2 separate regions of the Homo sapiens genome follow, and region 1 is linked to region 2. The links are chromatin loops, found by intact Hi-C in ENCODE. Cell type or tissue: endothelial cell of umbilical vein. All regions are shown on one strand. Each heading gives the region's core, and the rest is flanking DNA. Links, peaks and the distances in the headings are about the cores only.

Region 1 (8,326 bases), core at 15-8,014, 100 kb after region 2:
CGAGGCCAGCCTGGCCAACATGGTGAAACCCCATCTCTACTAAAAATACAAAAAATTAAGCCAGGTGTGGTGGCACATGCCTGTAATCCCAGCTACTTGGAAGGCTGAGGCAGGAGAATTACTTGAACCTGGGAGGCAGAGGTTGCCGTGAGCCAAGATTGTGTCACTGCACTCCAGCCTGAGCAACAGAGCTAGACTCTGTCTCAACAAAAAGATTCTATTTTCTCTAGTGCCGCTTGGCGGTGCTGCTTTGGGTAGTGAAAAATATCCATTCCTTCTATTGGCACTGTCTCGAATTCTGTTGTTTGTTTGTTTTCTGAGACACAGTCTCACTGTCACCCAGGCTGGAGTACAGTGGAGTGATCACAGCTCACTGCAGCCTCAACCTCCTAGGCTCAAGTGATCTTCCTACCTCAGCCTCCCAAGTAGTTTGGACTACAGGCGCACACCACCATGCCCACCAATTTTTAAATTTATTTTGTAGAGACGGGGTCTTCCTGTGTTGCTCAGGCTAATCTCAAACTCTTGTCCTCAAGTGATCCTCTCACCTCGGCCTCCCAAAGCGCTGGGATTATAGGGGTGAGCCAATGCACCTGGTCCCAAATTCTATGTGTTGAATCATGCCAGGTTCCTCAGGAACCCACAGCTAGGGCAGAATCTGATGTCCTGCAAAACTCATCCCATTCAAGCGCCATCAACCGTCAACTAGATAATCTGTGCTTAGGGCAGGGCCAGGTCATGGCAGGGGCTCAAATATGTTATTTTCTTCCCCAGGTTCAACCGTCTCCCCTACCCCGTACTCCCTGTCATTTTCAAAATGATAATTATCATTTATTAAGTCCTCATAGCACAGATAAGAACTAAAGTTCTGGAATCTGATGTCCTGGGTTCAAATCCCAGCTCTGCCACTTACTGGCTGTGTGACCTCAGCAAGTTACTTAACTTCTCTGTGCTTTAGTTTCCTCATTTGTGTAATGGGGTGTTGATAATTCTAAAGGGGTTTCACATGGTGAACGGCACATAGTAAGTGCTCAAGAAACGCGAGCTGGTACTATCACGCTTGTTTGTACTTTTACATGCAGTTTAGTTAGAAGAAGGGGTTCTGCTGCTACAGAGTCTGGAAACTTCCAAGGGAGCCAACAAGGAGGGAAAGGAAGAGTGAGAGACCTCCACAGTAAGAGGAGAGGGGACAGATGTTCAAAACCAGGTCCCCAGCCCAACAGGTCCACCCTCCTCCTCCAGCAAGCCTCACCCATCGATGCACAGAGACACCCACCCCCTGGCGGAGAAATAGCAGAGCTGCACCTCTCTGCAGATCCTGGGGGCGACGGTGGGAAGGAGCCAAGGAAAGAGAACTGCTGGAAGCCCCCATGTTCTGGGGAGTGAGGACAGATGTGTGGGTGGGTGGAGGGGAGATGGCAGAGAGATGGCGGAGAGAGATGCATGAAAAGAGGGGAAGGAGAGGAGGTGGCAGGAAGAAAAAGAGGAGAGGGTTATTAGTCAACAGTACAGAGCAAAGCAAGATGGAAAACCAGAATGTTGGCCATAAACTTCTGAACTCCTGTTCATCTTTGTATCCACACACTGTTGGCCAAAAGGACGAATGTCCTCTGTAAGAATTCAGTGCAAAGAATAAAAAATCTCTCCCTCTAGAGGTTGTGTCTGTTTTAGTAGGTTGCCCTTTTTGCTCTGGCTGCCAGGAAGCTCAAGAATGAACTTGATGCTCCCAGGCCACTTGTTGTTTTTGCCTCTCAGAGGAGAGCTAATCTCATTTCCGTTTTTCCCTGGGCTGTCAGGATGCTGGGCATCCAATTCTGGGCTCAAAGCAGCTCTAGCAGAGATTGGGCAAAAATGGCCCCGATTCCCCACTTTCCCCTGTATTGACACCCTTTGCCTGTGTCTTGCAGCTCCTTGAATCTGGGAAGACCTTGTGACTAGCTTTGTTTAGGAGGATTATGGAGGAAGTGACATTATGGCAGCTCCCCAGCTACTCGGGAGGCTGAGCCAGGAGGTTTTGCAGCTTCCACTTTTTCTTTTGGAACCCTCTGAGAGTCAGGCACACACAGAGTGTGACAAATGAGGGCTCACTGTGGAGAATCATGTGTTTATGAAGACAGCACAAATATTTTAAAAGGGCAGCAGATTTTCAGCCGGGAGATGATTCTCGTAGCATAATCTGGTTCTGTTCCTGAACATCAAACTCTGCTTTCCAATCTCCTTGTGTAAATACTATATGAGACATAAAAATAAAATCTATCTTTCTAGCATGAGCTCACAAGATCAAGACCCTCCATGCTGTTTTGCTCTGTGAGTGTGTTTTGGGAACCACTCACCTTGCTCATTTTGTTTTCTTTTTTTTTCCTTTTTTTTTTTTTTTGAGACAGAGTTTCACTCTTGTTGCCCAGGCTGGAGTGCAATGGCACGATCTCGGCTCACCACAACCTCCACCTCCCGGGTTCAAGCGATTCCCCTGCCTCAGCCCCCCGAGTAGCTGGGATTACAGGCATGTGCCACCACGCCCAGCTAATTTTGTATTTTTAGTAGAGATGAGGTTTCTCCATGTTGGTCAGGCTGGTCTCAAACTCCCGACCTCAGGTGACCCGTCCACCTTGGCCTCCCAAAGTGCTGGGATTACAGGCGTGAGCCACCGCGCCTGGCCGCTCATTTTGTTTTCTTGCCAAATTGCATGGACTGGTATTTCTACAGCTACCTTTTCATGTCAATAAAAGATTAAGGCAAACTGACAAATGCCAGAAACTTGGAACCTGGAAAAAACAGGATGCCAGTTCTGCCAGCTTTCTAAAACCATTTCTCAAACCTCCTCTAAGGATGGGGGGGCAGGGGCAGTGGCAGAAAAGGCTTGGAAAAGGTCAGAGTCCTACCACAGGGCATTTGGCATCTCTGCCTATGACCCCTAGAAGTGTCAATCCAAAAAGACAGTCACACTCATGGGGGCCTTTTGGGGGCAGGAAAGCCCTCCAAAACTGTATCTCAGTCTGTTTTTTCTTTCTTCTTCCCTGGGGGCGTGAAGGGAACTTTGTAAGAAAACAAAGAAAGCAAAGCCTAAAAGTTGACTGACCTGCAAAAGATCATCATTCTGTGTTCTCTTATTGTTATAAATTATTTCTCAGTAGAATTTTTTTTTTTTTTTTGGGACAGAGTCTCACACTGTCACCCAGGCTGGATTGCAGTGACACAATCTTGGCTCACTGAAACCTCTACCTCCCAGATTCAAGCGATTCTCCTGCCTCAGCCTCCCTAGTAGCTGAGACTACAGGCATGCACCAGGACATCTGGCTAATTGTTGTACTTTTAGTAGAGACAGGGTTTCACCATGTTGGCCAGGCTGGTCTTGAACTCCTGACCTCAAGTGATCCGCCCACCTTGGCCTCCCAAAAGTGCTGGGATTACAGGTGTGAGCCACCATGCCCAGCCAAATCTCCTAATTGTTTAGGGAACACAGGCCATCTAAAAATAATAAGTTTACTTCTTCCTGTTCGATATTCATACTTTTTCTGGTCTGATTGCATAGGCTAGTATTGCTAAAAAAACGATGTTTAACAGTAGTGTTAGTGGGTATCTTTGCCACGTTTCTGATTAAGGCGGAGTGCTTTATCCTTGAGAAGGATGCTGGCTTATCAATCAAATCAATAGTCAATCAATTAATCTATGGATCCATCCATCACTGATTTGAAATACTATTTGTGACACTGGCTATTCTGGGTCTGAGCAGAAAACTCAGGTTCAGACCTCCGCCTCTGAAACAAAGGTGCTCACGCTGTGGATTTGGAGAATGGCCGCACAGACCCCTAGAGCCGGGGTGGGGGAAGTGGGTCCTCACCGTCTTTCCAGATCTCTGCCGTCAGCCGGTCTGTGCTCTGGTGGAGCAAGGCTGCGACGTTGTCATTCAGAGGGTCCATGTTTTTCATCAGCCACTCGTTGGCCTTGTAGTCGACCTGAATGAAGTCAGGTAGAGGAGGGCGATGACTTGCAGGCTCAGACATTCTCTGGATTTCCTAAGGAGCCTTCCAGAAGCTCTGAGACTCCCAGGTCTGGAGCTCACCATGGACAAGCGAGCACTGGTGCCACCTTGTGTCCATATTCTGAACTGCACCCCACCAGCATGGTCCCCTCTCTCTCCTTCCCCTCTATGCCCCCTGCCACCTCTGTGACCTCCACCACCACCACTTTCTTCCTATTCATTCCGCTCCAGCCACCCTGGCCTCCGCACTGTTCCTCAAACATGCGAGCTTACTCCCACCTCGGGGTTTTACCCCTGCGGTTCCTGCCACCTGGGGTTCTGTCTCTGTGGGTTTCACACCACTGGCTCCTTCTGGGTACTCAGGGCTTTGCTGTGGGGCTCCATAGAGTCACGATCTTGGCCGCTACAATTCTCTGCATATGTGCCCCCCACCAGACAGCGGTCCCCCGAGGGCAGGGCCCAGGTCTGACTCACGGCCTAGCAGAGGGCTGGGTACAGGGGGAGTTCTGGAGTATGTCTGGGGAAGAAACTGAGGGCTAGACACAGAACACATGGAATCTCCTGCCTCCCAGCCATTGTCTATGCTGTTCCCTCTGCCTGGAGAGCCCTTCCCACCCTTCACCCATCCTCTGGGGCTGCCTGGTCCACATCATCAAAACCAGGGGTCAGCAAACTATGGCTCACAGGCAAAATCCAGCCTGCCACCTCTTTTTGCAAATACTTTCACTGGAATAGGGCTGGGCGCGGTGGCTCACACCTGTAATCCCAGCACTTTGGGAGGCCTATGCGGGTGGATCAACTGAGGTCAGGAGTTCGAGAGCAGCCTGGCCAACATGGTGAAACCCTGTCTCTACTAAAAATACAAAAATTAGCCAGGCATGGTGGCAGGTGCCTGTAATCCCAGCTACTGGGGAGGCTGAGGCAGAAGAATTGCTTGAACCTAGGAGGCGGAGATTGCAGTGAGCCGAGATCGTGCCACTGCACTCCAGCCTGGGTAACAGAGGGAGACTCTGTCTCAAATAAAAAAAAATACATATATATATGTGTGTGTGTGTGTGTGTGTGTGTGTGTGTGTGTGTGTGTGTGTGTGTAGTGTGTATATATATATGTGTGTATATATATATGTGTGTATATATATATGTGTATATATATATAGGAATAGAACCTTCATTTATGTCTTCATAGTCAAACTCATGGGGGCCCTTCTGGGGGCAAGAGAGCCCTCGAAACTGTTTCTCAGTCTGTTTTTCCTTTCTTTTTCCCTGGGGGCTTGAAGATACTTATGTATTATCTGTGGCTCTTTTTGTGTGACCACAGCAGAATTGTGTAGCTGTGACAGAGATCGTCTGGCCCACAAAGCTGAAACTATTTACTATCGGACCCTTTACAGAAAATGTTTGCCGGCCCTTGACTGAGATTTGAGATTGAGCATATTCTCTTCTGTGAAGCTTTCCCAGGTACTTCTCTTCTGGGCTCTGACACTACCCTCAGCTGCCTCCACTGAAAGACCTATTAACCTTATATCCTGATCGTCTGTATTTGCCTCCCTCCCAGATAGGGATCTTTGTGAGGACAGAAACCATGTTTGATCTGTGTATCCAGCTTTGCTCGGCCCCGAGCTGGGCACACAAATGGCACCCCGCACATATCTGCTGAATAAGTGGATAAAATGCACATAGATCGCCTCCTGATGAACTCCTACCCATCCCTCAAAACCCACTGCAAATATCACCTCTTTGAGGAAGTTTTTGGTGATCCCATCAGACAGAATCCTTGCTCCTCCCTGGGCTCTCCTAGCCCCTGCTCTGTTTGTCTGGACCTCAGGAGGACCCTGTTTTCCCTCTGCACCCTCCCCCCATCTGTAGCCAGTGGAGATCCCTTGATCCCCACTCCCACATGCCCCAAGGCCGGCCCCAGCCCCTACCTTGCCCGCGTAGTGGAGAACACTGAAGTCGGCCTGATCCCGCAGGTGCCTCGGCCGCTGGAACTTGGGGTGGCCGCCCTGCTCCTGGGCTACCTTCTCCACAAACGACTTGTCTGTGGCCTTCGGGAACCAGCACTCCTCATCCAGCAGGGCCAGGAGTCCAGGGGGGTTGGCCTGGCCATTGACAGCAGGGGGAGAGTAAGTCAGATCCCCACATATTGGACACTCAGGTGGCTGCTGATTTTTAGCTCTTATAAGTCACACTTGGACATAAAAACAAACGTGAGATGCCAGGCACGGTGGCTCACGCCTGTAATCCCAGCACTTTGGGAGGCCGAGGCGGGTAGATCACGAGGTCAGGAGATCGAGACCATCCTGGCTAACACAGTGAAACCCCCGACTCTACTAAAAATACAAAAAATTAGCCGGGCGTGGTGGCGGGCACCTGTAGTCCCAGCTACTCGGGAGGCTGAGGCAGGAGAATGGCGTGAACCCAGGGGGCGAAGCTTGCAGTAAGCAGAGATCGCGCCGCTGCACTCCAGCCTGGGCGATAGAGCGAGACTCCGTCTCAAGAAAAAAACAAAACAAAACAAAACAAACAAACAAAAAACAAACGTGAGAACAACAGTTACGGTGAGAGCTCTGATTAACCGATTGATTTGAGCCGGGCCCTGTGGCAGGCACATTCTGGGCCCTAATCACCTATGGTCACAAAAGATCGAGGAAGCAGGTGCTGTCACCTTCCCCACAGAACCCATGGGGCATCCTGAGGCCCAGCAGAGGAGGAGCTAGACCCTGGTCTCGCAGATGCTGGGAGAGACGGATCTGAACCGTGAGTGTGGGCTGGGAGGGGCCTGGGGCTCACCGGCCGCTCGATGAGGTCGATGCAGGGCTGCAGGTCGAGGCCAAAGTCGAGGAAGGTCCAGGGGATGCCCTCACGCTGGTACTCCTCCTGCTCCAGCACGAACATGGTGTGGTTGAAGAGCTGCTGCAGCTTCTCGTTGGTGTAGTTGATGCAGAGCTGCTCGAAGGAGTTCAGCTGCAGGGACGCAGGACACGTGAGCTGGGAGGATGGAGAGGGACAGAGACCCAGAGACAGGGGACAGAGACCCAGAGACAGGGGACAGAGATGCATCGAGAGGGGACAGAGACCCAGAGAGAGGGGGACAGAGACCCAGAGAGAGGGGGACAGAGACCCAGAGACAGGGGACAGAGCCAGAGACAGGGGACAGAGACCCAGAGACAGAGAGGCAGAGACCCAGAGACAGGGGACAGAGATGCAGAGAGAGAGGACAGAGACCCAGAGAGAGAGGGGGACAGAGACCCAGAGACAGGGGACAGAGACCCAGAGAGAGAAGGGGACAGAGACCCAGAGACAGGGGACAGAGACCCAGAGAGAGGGGGACAGAGACCAGAGAGAGGGGGGAACAGAGACTCAGAGAGAGAGAGGGGGACAGAGACCAGGGAGAAGGGGAGAGACCCAGGGCTTCAGAAAGGACCAGGACCGGAGTGAGGAAGTTGGCATCCCCCTCCCAGCACAAGGGTGGACCTGGAAGATCTCAAAGCCCGCGATGTCCAGGATGCCCAGGAAGGAGGCGCCTTGGCGGGGGCTGCGGTCCAAGGCCCGGTTGAGGCGCAGAACCAGCCAGCGGAAGAGGCGCTCGTAGGTGGCCTTGGCCAGGGCCTCCAGCGCGAAGTCAGCCTGTGGGACAGGGCTCATGGTAAGGGCGCAGCCTGCACATCAGCAGACTGAAAGACGTCGGGGGTGAACCGGGGAAGGGCCCCCAGCTCGTCCCCCTTAAGGTCGCCTCCCAGCTCCTTGAGTGTAAGTACCATCAAGAACAATGCCATGAACAACAGGCAGACATTCCTGAAGTCCTACTGCGCACCAGGTACTACATGACGGGCTCGGATGTGTTAGCCCTTGAATCCTTCCCTCACCCCCTCAAAGCAGTTTCTACCGCACAGCGGTTAAGAGCGTGGACTCTGGAGCCGGACAACTTGGGTTTGAATCCCAGCTCTGCCACTTAGGGGCTGTGTGATTTCAGGCATGTGAATAAACCTCTCTGTGCCTCAGTTTTCTCCTCTGTAAAATGGGAACTAACAACAGTACCCCAGCTGAGATTGAACCCGGGTCAGTGTGGCTCCCAGACTCCTCATCTCCCCCACGGGGTCTTCATCCAGGTACCTCACTGCCCAGCCTGGGGCCAGCAGAGGCCTCTGCCCAAAAGCTGGATTCTGAAACCCTCCCTGGCCTGTGGTCGCTCCACTCCACCCTCCCTGCTCATGGTGTGAGCTCCCACGATTGCCAAGACTCTGGATGCAGCCTCCTTAGGTCTCCCCGCCTCTACCTGCATCCCTGAACCCAATTCTCCATGCAGCAGCCAAGGGGATCTTTCTATGAAAGACAAACTGAATCA
Region 2 (8,326 bases), core at 137-8,136:
GGAACTGGGCGGGTAGATGGAATCCTGAGCGAGGACAAGCTGACTGTGAGTGGCCTTTGACTCTCAGAAGTCTTGAGCCTGGGAGAACCCCATTGTCTAAGATCATCTGGCTTAGGAAGAGGCTCGAGGAGGAGCTTCCCAAGCCAATGGATGGGGCTTTTCAAGTGGGGAGGAGGGCCTGCCTTTCAGAGTGAAGGGATGGTGCGTCACAAGGAGGGGGAGGGGCTTCCTGGGTGAAGAGGTGGGGCTTCTCAAGCAGGGGGGAGGAGCTTCCAAGGTTAAGAGGTGGGGCTTCTCAAGCAGGGAGGAGGAGCTTCCTGGGTGAAGAGGTGGGGCTTCTCAAGCAGGGGAGGAGCTTCCTGGGTGAAGAGGTGGGGCTTCTCAAGGAGAAGAAAGGGGTTCCTGGGTGAAGGGGTGGGGCTTCTCAAGAGGCATAGTTTCCTAGGAAGTTGGGGCTTGCATCCAGAAGTCCCCAGACCTAGGATTCATGCCTTGGTTTGGGAGACCTCAGGACATGTGGTTATTGTCCTCCCAAAAGTAACTGGTCACATCTCAATCTACCCCTAGATTGGTGGAATCAAGGGTGCATCAGTGATTTTCGGGGAGGCTCTCTGGGAGCCCAGCCTGGTCTTCGCTTTTGCCCATTTTGATGGGATATTGGGCCTCGGTTTTCCCATTCTGTCTGTGGAAGGAGTTCGGCCCCCGATGGATGTACTGGTGGAGCAGGGGCTATTGGATAAGCCTGTCTTCTCCTTTTACCTCAACAGGTACTGGGAAGTGTGCACCTATCTATGAGTCCTATCCCCAAGAAGGAAGAGAGTCTTCCTTCAGGAAGTCACTGACCCAATGCAGGAATTCTCATTCTCAGAGTCACCCACTTACACTGTCCATTCAGGAAGTCAGCCATTCAATACAAGAAGTTGCATCCTCCATGCAGGAAGTCACCTGCCCTATAAAGAAACACCTCAACCCTATTCGAAGTCCCAGAGCTTAAATGACAACTTAAGACATACTAAGGAAACCCACCATCAGTTCAGAATGCTCCATGTTTCAAAATCAAACTAGGAAATTCCATGCCCCACCCAACAAAATACTCAGGAGCTTTCTCTTCCTCACAAAGAATGCTCAAATCCCATTTGAGAACACTGACCAGAAGTCAGGAATTGCCCGATTTAATCCAGGAAGTCCCACTCACCTGCTAGGAAGTTCAGTATTATGCTCAGAAGTCCCACCCAACATCCAAGAAGTTTCCAAGAAGTCTCCACTTTCCCTCCCAGAGGCCTGTCACACACAGTCAGAAAATCCTATGCCCACTCAGTTACCCTGACATCCAACCCACTCTAGCAGTTCTACCAACCACCTAGCAGATCCTGCTCTCCTCCACCTTCCAGGAAGTCTCCATCCCTGTTCCCATCGCTCTCAGCCAACTCAGGAAGTCTAACACCTCTCTAGATATCACAACAGGCAATTCAGAAATTCTCTTCTCCTACTCAGGAAGCCACCCCACCCCTGCACAAGTCACACCTTCAAGAGCCAATTCCAAGACACCACTGCTCTACTTGGTTACTATGATATTCAGCTCAGGAAATTCCCCAAAACTCTACCTTCCACAGCCAAATGAAGTCTCGTCTTCACTTCAGGAAGTTCTAGCTTCCACCAAGAAAAGCATCATGCTTTTCTTGCCCGGCTTCCAGTCCCAACATCTAGGCCCTTCCTGCATCCCATTACCCCGTAGGAACTCCAGAAACAACCCAGTTGGTGGGAAGTGCCATTCCTGGCAATACCTAGGGCTGAGGGAGGGCCAGTGACACTGACATCTACACTCTCTACACTCTGCCCCTGCAGGGACCCTGAAGAGCCTGATGGAGGAGAGCTGGTCCTGGGGGGCTCGGACCCGGCACACTACATCCCACCCCTCACCTTCGTGCCAGTCACGGTCCCTGCCTACTGGCAGATCCACATGGAGCGGTGAGGGACTTGGTCTCCTGGCTCTGGAGCTGGAGGCTGGGGGCCTGGACTCCTAGGACCCTGCCTCTGATGACTGCCTCCTTCCCCCTCAGTGTGAAGGTGGGCCCAGGGCTGACTCTCTGTGCCAAGGGCTGTGCTGCCATCCTGGATACGGGCACGTCCCTCATCACAGGACCCACTGAGGAGATCCGGGCCCTGCATGCAGCCATTGGGGGAATCCCCTTGCTGGCTGGGGAGGTGAGGTCCCAGTCTGGTGGGTACGGGCTGGGAAGGCTGATGGCAGTTTGACAGTGAACATCAAAGGGCCTGAGGGTGGGAGGCAAGTATTTAAGGGGCTTTCCAGGGCAGCAGGCACTGGACTTCGTGACAGATAGTCTGGAGGGTGGTGGAGGAATTGAGGACACTTTCCACGTGTCTACACTGCGACTCTGCGGATGGTGGCCGGGTGGAGGGAGACGATCATGCAGGTTTGCTTGGGACTGCGTAAGTCTAGGCGGCAGGGCCTCTGCACACAGGACGCTGAGTACCCAGGTGCTCAATAGGGAAATTACCCTATGGCACTGGGGAGCCACGGAAGGGACTGAACAGAGCAGGAATCTCTCATCTTCACTAGTTCCTCTTCTCCCCCAGTACATCATCCTGTGCTCGGAAATCCCAAAGCTCCCCGCAGTCTCCTTCCTTCTTGGGGGGGTCTGGTTTAACCTCACGGCCCATGATTACGTCATCCAGGTAGGTGGCCATCACCATGACGCCATAGTGACGTCATATGACGGTTTGAGAGGGTAGAGCTGAGAGACGTCACTAGGAAGGGAAGGGGCCACAGAAACATTTCTTTTCCCTGTGATGGCAGTTTGTTGGCGAACATCAAAGAACCCGAGGGTGGGGGGGATGGACGGGCTCCCAGGCAAATGGCCGTCCTTGTGGCCGCGACACCCAGTTGTCGTCTTGTTGCCTTGCAGACTACTCGAAATGGCGTCCGCCTCTGCTTGTCCGGTTTCCAGGCCCTGGATGTCCCTCCGCCTGCAGGGCCCTTCTGGATCCTCGGTGACGTCTTCTTGGGGACGTATGTGGCCGTCTTCGACCGCGGGGACATGAAGAGCAGCGCCCGGGTGGGCCTGGCGCGCGCTCGCACTCGCGGAGCGGACCTCGGATGGGGAGAGACTGCGCAGGCGCAGTTCCCCGGGTGACGCCCAAGTGAAGCGCATGCGCAGCGGGTGGTCGCGGAGGTCCTGCTACCCAGTAAAAATCCACTATTTCCATTGAGCGAACCTGCCTGGGTTGCTTCTTTTCAGAGCGTACTTTTTAACGAGAAAGCTTTGTGACCGGGCGCGGTGTCTCACGCCCGTAATCCCAGAACTTTGGGAGGTCGAGGCGGGTGGATCACCTGAGGTCAGGAGTTCGAGACCAACCTGGCCAACATGGTGAAACCCCGTCTCTACTAAAAATACAAAAAAAATTATCCGGGAGTGGTGGCGCATGCCTGTAATCCCAGCTACTCGGGAGGCTGAGGCAGGCGAATGGCTTGAACTTGGGAGGCCGAGGTTGCAGTGAGCCAAGACCGCACCATTGCACTCCAGCCTGGGCAACAACGAAACTCCATCTCAAAAATAATAATAGAAAACTTTGTGCCTGTACCCATGGAGTTGAGGAAGAGGGAGGCGAAGGGTATCACCCCTTTTCTCCAGGACGCACCCTGGTGAGGGGTTTTGTAATACGAGTCCCATGAAGCCCCTCGCCTACGCTACCTTCCGTCAAAAGCTCCCGGCGCCGTGGAGCATCACGGTCGTTGTAATCCACGCCGTGGTCACGCCCTGACGGGGGCGGGCGCAGCCACAACATGGGTGGGAGGCGACAGGTTGCGACGGCAGCGACAGGTGGCAGTGGGGGTTGGCCGTAATTGGTAAGGGTTTACCAGTTCCTGTTCAAGGGGGCAAGGATACCATTCCCCCGGATCTCATCTCCTGTTTCTCCTCTCTCCCTCCGGATTCCTAGACCCCTGGGGAGCTCGAGGCCCCCGGGTTCGGGGAGCGGTGCTGCCCCACCCGCGGAGGTGACGTCACTCTCCCCTCCTCAGCCTCTTGCTACCCAGAACTAAATGATTCGACAAAACGACCGGTCGAAAAATCTGGCAATCCTTTAATCGCATCCCGAGGCTTCTGGAAGAATTGTGTTGAGCGATTCTGGGGACCCCGAAAAGAGTCAGGCCTGAGCCCCATCTCGAGAGTGTGCTGCTCTGATGGTGGAGGCCGACCTGATCACAAACCGCTAAACTACTAAACACGGGGAGATTCAGGTCCCAGTAAGCTCGGGCAGGAGAGTCAGGGAGGAAGCCTCTGTTCTGCTCCTTTTCCCGTGGGATGCAGAGAGCGAGCAAGTCGGCATTCCAGGCCGGTGGGAACCGCTAGGGCGGAAGCAGGGAAGCTAGAAAGAGCCTGGTGTTCCAGGGGTCCAGCTCTAGAAACGGGTGGCGGCTGGGAAAACAGGCCCACACCTCCACCTTGTGGCCAATTGGGAATTTGCAGGCACGGCCTCTCAGAAACTACTTAAGGGCGCTTTGGGTGAAGTTGGATGGGGTGCTGCAGACGGAAAGCATGAGGGGCGAGTTGAAAGGGCCCAGATCGAGTGCTCTGACTGAGAAAACAAAGCGGGGGTGGTGGTGGTGGTGGTGAGAGTTATCATAGAGACACTGTCCACTGTTTCAGAAAAATTCCCCAGAGCAAGGAGTGCACAAAGTGGATCTTTACTATTATTATTATTATTATTTTATTATTGTTATTATTATTGAGACAGGGACTCACTCTGTCGCCCAAGCTGGAGTGCAGTGGCGCGGTAATGGCTCACTGTAGCCTCGAACTCCCCGGAGAAAGCGATCCTCCTGCCTCAGCCTCACGTGTAGCCGGGACCACAGGCGTGGGCCACCATGCTTGACTAATTTTTAAATATTTTGTGGAGATTTTTTTTTTTTGAGAGGGAGTTTTGCTCTTGTTGCCCAGGCTGGAGTGCAGTGGCACCATCTTGGCTCACTGCAACCTCTGCCTCCTGGGTTCCAGCGATTCTCCTGCCTCAACCTCCCGAGTAGCTGGGATTACAGGCATGTGCCACCACGCCCGGCTAATTTTTGTATTTTTAGTAGGGACGGGGTTTCTCTATGTTGGTCAGGCCAGTCTTGAACTCCAGACCTCAGGTGGTCCGCCCGCCTTGGCCTCCCAAAGTGCTGGGATTACAGGTGTGAGCCACCACGCCCGGTGGAGACGGGGTTTTGCCATGTTGCCTTGGTCATTATTTATTATTCACTATGTGCCAGGCTCTGTCCTAGGTGCTGGGGACACAGTGGAGAATTAAACAGATGAAGATCTTTGCCCTCATAGGAATTAAACTCGAATGGGGAAATAGGCATTAAGATAGGAAGCAAATTACCAACACTGTGGGCTGAAGAGTGGCCCCCAAAATATATTCACACCTCAATCCCTGGGGTTGTGAATACTACCTTATATGAGGAAAGGGATTTAGCAGATGTAATCAAATGAAGGAGTTTGAGAACAGAGATTATCCTGGGTCATCCAGGTGGACCCTAAATGTCATCACAAGGGTCCTTATAAGAGGGAGGCAGAGGGAGATTGATTCAGAAGTTCATGTGAAGACGGAAGCAAGATGCCAGGATGCTGGCTTTGAAGAAGGGAGAAGGGGCTCCTGCAGAGCTCCTCTAGAAGCTGGGGAAGGCAAGGACGTGGATTCTGCTCTAGAGCCTCCAGAGGGGACACAGCACTGCAAACATGGCAGTTTCAGCACTGAAATCATTTCGGGCTTCTGATTTCCATAATTGTAGGACAGTGAATGTGTGATTGAGTGATTGACTTTGTTGCCCAGGCTGGAGTGCAGTGGCACAATCATGGCTCACTACAGCCTCCACCTCCCAGGCTCAAGCGATCCTCCTGCCTCAGCCTCCCAGGTAACTGGGACCACAGGCATGCACCACTACGCCCAGATAATTTAATTGTTTTTTTTTCCTAGAGACAGAGTCTCCCTTTGTTGCCCAGGCTGGTCTCCAACTCCTGGGCTCAAGCAGTCCTCCTGCCTCAGCCTCCTGAAATGCTGGGGTTACAGGCATGAGGCACCCACCTGGCCTTTTCTTTATAAATTACCCAGCCTCAGGTATTCCTTTATTGCAATGCAAAATGGACTAATACAGATGATATGGAACAGATGCACAGAAAATATCTATAAGGACTGTGATGGTTCATACTGTCAACTTGATTGGATTGAAGGATACAAAGTATTGATCCTGGGTGTCATGAGGGTGTTGCCAAAAGAGATTAACATTTGAGGAGGGGAACATCGCACACTGGGGCCTGTTGAGGGCTGGGGGACAAAGGGGGAGGGGAGCATTAGGACAAATACCTAATGCATGTGGGGGTTAAAACCTAGATGACGGGTTGATAGGTGCAGCAAACCACCATGGCACACGTTTACCCATGTAATAAACCTGCATGTTCTGCACATGTATCCCAGAACTTAAAGTAAAATAAAATAAAATAAAACAAACAAACAAACAAAAAAACATTTGAGTCAGTGGGCTGGAAAAGGCAGACCCACCCTTAATCTGGACGGGCACAATCTAATCAGCTGCCATTGTGGCTAGAATATAAGCAGGCAGAAAAATGTGAAAAGAGAGACTGGCCTAGCCTCCCAGCCTCCGTCTTTCTCCCGTGCTGGATGCTTCCTGCCCTCGAACATCGGACTCCAAGTTCTTCAGTTCTGGAACTCGGACTGGCTCTCCTTGCTCCGCAATGTGCAGACGGCCTATTGTGGGACCCTTGTGATTGTGTGAGTTAATACTTAATAAACTCCCATATATATATACGGCCTTGGGAGGCCGAGGTGGGCAGGTCACGAGGTCAGGAGTTCGAGGCCAGCCTGGACAACATGATGAAACCCCATCTCTACTAAAAATACAAAAATTAGCTGGGTGTTGTGGCAGACACCCGTAATCCCAGCTACTCGGGAGACTGAGGCAGGAGAATTGCTTGAACCTGGGAGGCAGAGGTTGCAGTGAGCCAAGATCATGCCATTGCACTCCAGCCTGGGCAACAAGAGCAAAACTCCATCTCAAAAAAAAAAAAAAAAAAAAAAGGACGGGGAGCAATCTATGTAGAGAATCAGTTCTGGAAGTAGCGTTACATTTGTATTCTGAAACACTAAGTAGCTGTTTAAAACCTGTTTAAAAGAATGGGTATGTGAAGTATATGCACTGAAGAATACTGTTGTCTGCAACTTATTTTGAAATCAAGAAAATGAGATGGGCTGAGGAATGAATACAGCAAGGTTTCTCAACCTTGACACTATTGACATTTGGGAACCAGATTATTAGTTTATTTTCTGCTCCATCACCCAGGCTGGAGTGCAGTAGCACAATCACTGCTAACTGCATCTGCAAGCTGCTGGGCTCAAGCAATCCTCCCACCTCAGCCTACAGAGCAGCTGGGACCACAGGTACATGGCACCATGCCTGGCTAAGTTTTACTTTTTTTTTTTTTTGAGACGGAGTTTCACTCTTGTTGCCCAGGCCGGAGTGCAATGGTGCGATCTCGGCTCACTTCAACCTCTGCCTCCTAGGTTCAAGTGATTCTCCTGCCTCAGCCTCCCGAGTAGCTGGGACTACAGGCATGTGTCACCATGCCCGGCTAATTTTGTATTTTTAGTATAGATGGGGTTTCTCCATGTTGGTCAGGCTGGTCTCGAACTCTCGACCTCAGGTGATCTGCCCGCCTCAGCCTCTCAAAGTGCTGGGATTACAGGCATGAGCCACCACGCCTGGCGTTTGTTTTGTTTTTTTTGAGACGGAGTCTCGCTCTGTTGCTCAGGCTGGAGTGCAGTGGCATGATCTCTGCTCACTGCAACCTCTGCCTCTGCAAGCATTTCTCCTGCGTCAGCCTCCCAAGCAGCTGGGATTACAGGCGCACACCATCACGCCCAGCTAATTTTTGTATTTTTGTAGAGATGGGGTTTCACCATGTTGGACAGGCTGGTCTTGAACTCCTGACCTCAAGCGATCTGCCCGCCTCAGCCTCCGAAAGTGCTGGGATTACAGGCCTGAGCCACCACGCCTGGCCTCAGACTCATGTGTTTTACTGTAGATAAGTTATGTCAATTTTTTTCTGAAGTCCAGGGAATATGGTTAAGTTAAAAACAATCACTTGCAGATCAATAATTACAGCAGCTTTTATTTACTAAAACAAACAAGCAAATACCAAAAACAAAAAACAAAAAAAAATGTGCATGCTGATATTGACATGCAAATCTATCCTAGAAAGCCAAAGAGCTTGAATAGGGTTTCTCAGACATCTTTGTGGCTCCATGA

Evidence for each region. Hi-C counts contacts between places; a loop is a spot of excess contacts. Peaks named below come from ENCODE experiments on the same cell type or tissue, not always from the same donor. Only the 100,000 strongest peaks of a DNase experiment are listed, where the experiment ranks them.
Region 1: it touches region 2 in a loop (12-fold over the local background); 3 of 110 quality-filtered maps call a loop at or near these places.

What each region holds. Positions count from the first base shown.
Region 1 is chr19:50,248,269-50,256,594 of GRCh38, reverse strand. MYH14 (myosin heavy chain 14) reads right to left here. Exons shown (of 43, transcript NM_001145809.2): 13 at 7,456-7,608; 14 at 6,772-6,945; 15 at 5,907-6,080; 16 at 3,842-3,956; 17 at 1,277-1,375. Among named protein-coding and RNA genes, the nearest start is that of MYH14, 49 kb to the right of the region's middle. In endothelial cell of umbilical vein, for the core only: CTCF peaks have their summits at 1,177, 1,379 and 4,103 (motif pointing left); no DNase peak of the experiment used is centred there.
Region 2 is chr19:50,353,382-50,361,707 of GRCh38, reverse strand. NAPSA (napsin A aspartic peptidase) reads left to right here. Exons shown (of 9, transcript NM_004851.3): 4 at 1-45; 5 at 568-767; 6 at 1,846-1,968; 7 at 2,061-2,205; 8 at 2,599-2,697; 9 at 2,928-3,231. The coding sequence ends at 3,155. The region is part of intron 3 of LOC105372437 (a long non-coding RNA gene); the gene reads right to left. Among named protein-coding and RNA genes, the nearest start is that of NAPSA, 8.1 kb to the left of the region's middle. In endothelial cell of umbilical vein, for the core only: a CTCF peak has its summit at 4,464 (motif pointing left); DNase peaks (open chromatin) are centred at 3,147 and 4,297; H3K4me3 peaks cover 1,210 bases; H3K27ac peaks cover 344 bases.